Regions from separate parts of the Homo sapiens genome. Here region 2 is linked to region 1. The links are chromatin contacts, found by Hi-C in ENCODE. All regions are on one chromosome and are shown on one strand. Each heading gives the region's core, a stretch centred on a gene start or an enhancer-like site at or near the end of the contact. The rest is flanking DNA. Distances are from core to core; before and after follow the strand shown. Region 1 has its middle 61 kb from the start of ZCCHC2. Region 2 overlaps RELCH (RAB11 binding and LisH domain, coiled-coil and HEAT repeat containing).

What was found. Hi-C counts contacts between places; a loop is a spot of excess contacts on that map. Pooled maps may share reads with other maps.
Region 2: a map of aorta shows a loop between it and region 1 (2.1-fold over the local background). The contact joins two enhancer-like sites. A Hi-C loop is called at or near these places in 1 of 168 maps with a recorded cell type or tissue (aorta), 1 of 37 single-sample maps with no recorded cell type and 8 of 50 pooled maps.

Annotation. Positions count from the first base shown.
Region 1 is chr18:62,582,291-62,585,907 of GRCh38, forward strand. It overlaps a transcript of ZCCHC2 not described here. Among named protein-coding and RNA genes, the nearest start is that of ZCCHC2, 61 kb to the left of the region's middle. RefSeq lists an enhancer at 1,910-1,969. Within about 2 kb of position 2,206, at least 5 of the 41 ENCODE cell types and tissues checked have a DNase peak (open chromatin) inside an H3K27ac peak, as active enhancers do.
Region 2 is chr18:62,280,156-62,283,484 of GRCh38, forward strand. RELCH (RAB11 binding and LisH domain, coiled-coil and HEAT repeat containing) reads left to right here. Exons shown (of 29, transcript NM_001346231.2): 24 at 491-554; 25 at 2,151-2,289. Among named protein-coding and RNA genes, the nearest start is that of TNFRSF11A, 43 kb to the right of the region's middle. Within about 2 kb of position 1,721, at least 4 of the 41 ENCODE cell types and tissues checked have a DNase peak (open chromatin) inside an H3K27ac peak, as active enhancers do.

The DNA of each region.
Region 1 (3,617 bases), core at 956-3,455:
CATTTAGAAAGGGATGGAAGAGACAGGTAGAAGGAACCTTGATGCTCTGAACTTTATTTTCCCTAGATGTAAAATGAGAATTGCTCTTTTAAATTATGGTTCAGTGGCCGGGCACAGTGGCTCACTCCTGTAATCACAACACTTTGGGAGGCCAAGGCGGGTGGATTACTTGAGGTCAGAAGTTTGAGACCAGCGTGACCAACATGGTGAAACCCCGAATCTACCAAAAACACAAAAACTTAGCCGGGCATGGTGGTGTGTGCCTGTAATCCCAGCTACTCAGGAGGCTGAGGTAGGAGAACCGCTTGAACCTGGGAGGCGGAGGTTGCAGTGAGTTGCAGTCACACCACTGCACTACAGCCTGGGTGACAGTGAGACTTCATCTCAAATAAATAAATAATGGCTCTGAAGGTTAAATAATCTATGGGAAAGGTCCAACATAATGAAATAGCACTGAGAAGCCACTCAAATTCTAGTTGAATTCAATTTTGATGAACAGGGAGATTGTAATACTATTTTAAGAGACAGGGCCAGGCACAGTGGCTCACACCTGTAATCCCAACACTTTGGGAGGCCAAGGCCTTGGGCAGATCACTTGAGCCCAAGAATTCAAGACCAGCCTGGGCAACATGACGAAACCCCATCTCTACAAAAAATACAAAAATTAGCTGGTCCTGGTGGTCTATGCCTGTAGTCCCAGCTACTCAGGAGGCTGAGGCAGGAAGATCGCTTGAGCCCAGCAGGCAGAGGCTTCAGTGAGCCCAGATCATGCCACTGCACTCCAGCCTAGGTGACAGAGTGAGACCGTGTCTTTTTTTTTTAATAAAAGGGAAGATGTGGACGAGAACAGGTTTGGGTAGGAGTGATGGCAGTGATTCTTTGGATGGTGAGGAACCTAGCAAACATAGCTCTTCATTAGACTAAGATTAGTTAATTTTGCTCTATGCACTGATGAACGATATAGAAGCTATTCCTTACCCTCGCAGATTAAACCTAGTTGGAAAGCTTGCCAGTTAATGGTATGTATGGACTGTACAGACATGCCGAGTCATAACGGTCATGATTATTCAGTACCAAAGTAAAAGTTTATGGCAAGGCAAATCTACATTTAATTTTTTATGTAAGCACTAAGAATCAAATTTTTCTGAAAAGGTTCCAAAGAGATGAGAAAGCACGGTGTAAAATACCTGTTTTCTTAACAGCACCTAGTACTTAACAGCACCATCCATTTGAGCTTGGAAGACATCTTTTTCACTTCTCCATACTGATTGCAAAAGCATTCTAAGGTTAAGGCAGTGAAACCATATGGAGGCAAGCTGTGACAATAGTTCCACCCCATGACACTCCCATAATCTTAAAAGAATAAAAAAATACTGACCCCCCCCTCCACCCAACCCCACCCCACCAAGAGGGAGGGCTCATTGATTTCCAGAGCAGTGAGTTTCGAGGTGTGAGATATGAAGAAATGGGGTCCCTGCCTGGAAACGTAGTCACGACATCTCTACATCTTCTTCTCTTTAGGGGAGGAGACCAGCTGTTAAAGGATGAGGGGCTCTGGGGTCCCAGGGCTGAGAGGCAGGTGTCAGCTCGGGGTGGAGGGAATGTTTTAACTGGAGTGCCCTCGCCCCTTCAGATGACCCTGTGCAGAGAGAGGACAGGCCAGGGCGGACAACCTTGTCTTTCCCTGGATGCTCATTAACGTATTGGCTTGCTCAGGTTGGATTCCTAGGGTCAGAATAACATCATATTTGATGTTACCGCTGCTTACAGATACAGCTGTTGTGCTTGTCCATGCAAAATTTCCCTAATTCCTAAACGCTGTCCTCTGTTGAAAAATGTAAGCCCCCTGAATTGGAACATGGGTACACATCACCTGAGTTCTGTGTGTGTATGCAAATGTTTATCAATTGTGGAAGCTTTGGAATTGGGGGTGGTTTGGGGCTTCCTCTTGTCTGTTCTGTAATGGGGGCACATCACACGTGTGGGGACCGGAGACCCTTCACGCAGTCACCTCCGCCTGCAGAGAATGCGGGCCTTGGTCACCAGAAGCTCTCAATCCCATGATCCGGTTTTGCTCTCTGAAATTTGGCGGTGGGAGTTGTGGTGAGGTGGGGGGTTGGGTGGTTCTTCATTGTTTTTCTTTTTCCTCTTGCAGTTCCAATTTGAGCCGCTGTGAAAAAGGCCTCCACCAGCCTCTCACCAGAAGAGATTGCTCATTGGAACGCAATGCCACCTGGTGGGGGACGAGGACAGTGCGAGCAAGCAGATGTTATTTCCTACTGACCTAATTTAGAGAACATTAAACGTAAGAGAGGGAACATTTGGGGTTGGAAGCCTGTGCCCAAAACCTTAAAGAGTGCAGGCAGCTGGCCATAAAAGCAGCTTGAGCAAACCCCTCATTCAGCCGTTGAAATGTGTGTGTGAACACTTTAAAGGTTTCCTCTGTGCTTTTCCTGCGTGCATTTGGTCATCACAGCTGTGAAGTGGGGTGGGAATGTTTCCCCTCGTTTTCTAGGAGAGAAATTTTGGGTTCAGTGAGACGAAGTGCTGCAGACAGGCCCATGGTGATGCTCAGGCCTCTGCTTGAAGTTGGTGCTCACTTCCTGGCACCACTTCCTGCCCCCACCAGTGCTTCTGGCAGAGCCCAGGGCAGTGGCTTTATGGAACTGTGTAAGGTGATAGGAACCCACAGGTGGAATGGCCGTGTGGCCTCTGGACTGAGGAGGGCTGGACCAGGTTGTGGGCACGCCTGGAACACACGCCACATCCTATCCCATAGCGAGGCCTCTTCCTTGTGGCTCTCGAAGGATTTGAGGACGCGGGAGGGTGAAATGTTTCCAGAGAAATATCCAGGACTTTTAGAACTAGGCTTTCAAAAGCATTTACCTGTCAGATAAATTCAAGTGGCATCAATGCAGATTTTAAATGTGTACAGATATCTCCACTCGCACGCTGAGTTGTGCTTCACACAAGTTTTGCGCACGGAGTATTCCATTAAATCTACTGAAGCAGTGGGGCAAGGAGAAAGGAGAGGTGACTGCTGATGTTTTTAAAGCTCTGACAGTCACATATAGATTGTCCCAGGTACCCCTGCTGCCCCCAAGACACTCCAAAGGCAAAGATGGATGGTGACAAAGTAACCTTCATGCAGAAACAAGAACAGTCACCCCCAACAACAAGCCCTGCTGAAGGTGAAGAATGCCACCAGGCTGCCTGGCAGTTACTGAGTGCTTATTCCTGCTAGCCTATTGGAGTCACGTCATATTTGTTACATGGTAACTTAATTGTGCCTTCCACGCCTTCACAAAATCAGTTGTACAAGAGAAGGCACCCACCACAGTCCATGTGACCTTTCTCGGTCTGATTTACATAGTGGGGATGATGACACTCGCGTTGTAGAGTAGTTGCACGATTAAACCTGGCACACAGACATAAAGCACTCAATGTCTGACACATAGTGGACTCTCAAGAAGTTTGTCATGCAGGGGACACTTGAATGCCCAGTATGGGCCAGACAGCATCAGCTCATTTCAGTCCCACAGCCCTGTGAGGGAGGAACTCTGCCCTGTTTTACAGTTAGGGAAATTGAGGCACAAAGGCTAAGAAGTCGATATCCA
Region 2 (3,329 bases), core at 471-2,970, 300 kb before region 1:
AAGGGATGCTCTCCTAATCTCACTAACAGGTTGTTACCAGTAAGTGTAGTAGCATGAACCAATGGCCTAACATTTTAATGTCTCGTGTGGATGACTAAACCAAGAAAGGCCAATGAGTCTGCCTGCCCATCCTCAGTCACAGCTAACCCAGTTCTTATTCCAGTTTACCAAACCATTTTTTATTGCATGTTGACTGGTTTACAGCTGACTCTTCGAGGCATGAGTGAAGCGTTAGTTGACAAGCGGGTTGCTCCGGCCCTTGTTACCTTGTCCAGTGATCCTGAATTGTGAGTTTCACAGACTGCGACCTTAAGTTATCCTGTCTGTCTTTTTGAGCATTCTTCTTGGTCTGCTTTTTTTAAATTTATTTAATTTGTCATTGCTAGAGACTAATACAGTATATTTACCTTGTACTTACTTTAATATACATTTTAATAATACTCGTTGTTCATCTCAAATCTTCAGTTTCTTTCTGTTTTAATTCTAACAGCTCTGTCAGGATTGCCACAATTCCAGCCTTTGGCACTATTATGGAAACAGTAATTCAAAGAGAGGTAGGAATAATTGAAATTTATTTATGTCTGTGTAATATTGATGTGGTCATGATACATGTATCTGGTGGTAGGCTGCAGGGAGCATCTTACCTTTTATTTTGTGCCCTAGTTAGTTACAGGCCAGAGGAGGATCTCACTGTGAAAACATGGTAGCCTAACCAAGGTATATTTCCATATCCTAAGGAAATCTCTAGTCTTTCCTCTCAGTCAGAACATTAAGTATAGGCCAAGCTTTCAGGGATGTCCAAGGGAGAGAATATAGTCATGGGTTCTTAGTTTCTCTTTCTGATTGGGCCAGTAAAGCCCCTTCCTCTTCCCTCTTTTCTACTTATCACTAGAGACAGAAACTAAAAACCCCGGCTTCAGGCTGCTAAAAGCCTTAAACAAAACAAAACAGAACAACAACAAAATAAGGTGTATTGGACAAGCTTGCTAGATGTTCTATTGTAAGCTGAGCTGGATGTTGCAGTTTTGAATAATCCTTCAAATCAGGTCTAGTTCCAAAGCCTTCTATTACCCGGTAGGCTTCTGGCCAATCTACATAAATTCTTGATTGCCAGTGTTGCACAGATTTGAGGACTGTTTTCCCAGATAACATCATTAGGAACACAAATGTATCTCAGTTATAAATGAAGGCAAGAGGGCACTTGTATTCTGATAACTGTGTCATTGGTATGAAGCTGTAAAAGTGATTTAGTAGACTGGTATCCTCTTGTTGCAGAGTAGATCTCTGGGCAGACCCTCTGTCATGCCTGTTTCAGGAGACCACCAAGGTCTTCCTTCTTAAAGGTGTATTTTAATTCTGAAACTAATTTCAAGTTTTTTAGATTCTATTTGCAACACTAACTATAAGACACTTCTCAAAATTGATATCAGATTTTTATTTCTTTGTTATTATATTGGATATGTCCTTATACAAATGAAAAAACCCTGTAGATTAGCACATATATTATTTGTGGACATATTACCCAAAAGAAAAAAGTTTTAATAAAACTCCTTTGTCATATAGATTTTTCATGACAAAAACTAAAGTTTTGTTAGTTACAGAAAGAATATTTTCCATTTTTTCACTTATATATTTCACTGGTGAAGCCACAGAGGAAAAGCACATCATTCTGCAAAGCTTGCAGTCTTGGCAGAATTTCAACATGTTCTCAAAACCTAAAATAAAAATGTCTTTTAGGGAAATGTGAGTAAGATGTAAGTCATTAATGACTCATTGCTTTCAGAAGGTGAATAATTGGGTAACTTACAGTGTGATTTGTTTTAAGAATTATAATTTAGATACAAAATAATCATAAAGTTACCTACTTTTCCCTAAATACGGTGGGATTTTTTTTCTTTTGTTGTTATAATTTGTTCAGGAATATTTGTATTTTTTAATTAAGAATTTGTAAGCATAAGCAAAAGTAGGAAACCTTCTCTGAGCCAAAAGATTAAATAACTATTTATTTAATTCCAAATTTCTACTGTCATTGGACTATAGGTTGCTTTAATCCACTGCTTTAAGTCATGTTTAATGTGTGTCTTTCACTTTAACAACACTACTCAGTTTTCAATATTCTATGAAATGACTGTACAATATCCAATTTTAAGTTGCTGGAAAGAGTGAAAATGCAGTTGGCTTCTTTCCTGGAAGATCCTCAGTATCAAGACCAACATTCTTTGCATACAGAGATCATAAAAACATTTGGTAGAGTTGGCCCTAACGCAGAACCCAGGTTCCGAGATGAGTGTAAGTTGCATTTTTCTACCTTTTTCCTGAATTGTAATGTAAGATCAAAGCTAGACACTCCTCTGAGGCCTTGTCATGTATTAAAATTTTGGTGCATTTGTCATGTGTTAAAGCCTTGTGTACTGAAAGCCTTGTGTACTCTTGTGTACTGAAAGCTAAACATGAAACAAGTTAGTTATTGTGAATTAATCAGTATTGATATTAGTGGATGGTTTTGTATTATTTTGTTTTGAGACAGAGTCTCGCTCTGTCACCCAAGCTGGAGTGCAATGGCATGATCTCAGCTCACTGCAACCTCTGCCTCCTGGGTACAAGTGATTCTCCTGCCTCAGCCTCCCAAGTAGTTGGGATTACAGGTGCCCACCACCATGCCCGGCTAATTTTTGTATTTTTCGTAGAGACGGGGTTTTGCCATGTTGGCCAGGCTGGTCTCCAGCTCCTGATCTCAGGTGATCTGCCTGCCTCAGCCTCCCAAAGTGTTGGGATTACAGGCGTGAACCACCGCACCCGCCCTAGTGGATGGTCTTATACTGTATAAGTATACAGATGGTCTTATACTGTATACTGATTGCTGTAAGACATATGAAGAGTAACTCAAACTTAATTTCAAGTTATTTTAGAAATATTTCTTAATAACTGCTAATTGCTAAATACTGTGCTGCCTTAGAGTTTATTTTTTATTTTTAAGGAAATTTTTGTGTGTTTCTAGACATGTTCTTATGAAAAACAGACATTTCTTCCACTTAGCATGCCATTCAGCACGATACATAACTTTGTTTTAATTCATAGCTTGTTGATCTGCTACATGATCTTCCACAATTGTCTGCCTTTTTTCTCTAGATTTTACAGAGTCTCTTTTACTGTGGGCCTCAACATTTATGGCCACAATTTCTTTGGATAGCATCAAAGCATTAAGAACTTATGACTCCAAAAGCATATCAGTTATCATAGCTCTTTTATTTTTAGCAATTTGACATGCTCTAGAGAGGGCCACAAGTTGGGTCACTTAAATCAGTTTAGTTTCTAGTACATTATTTTAT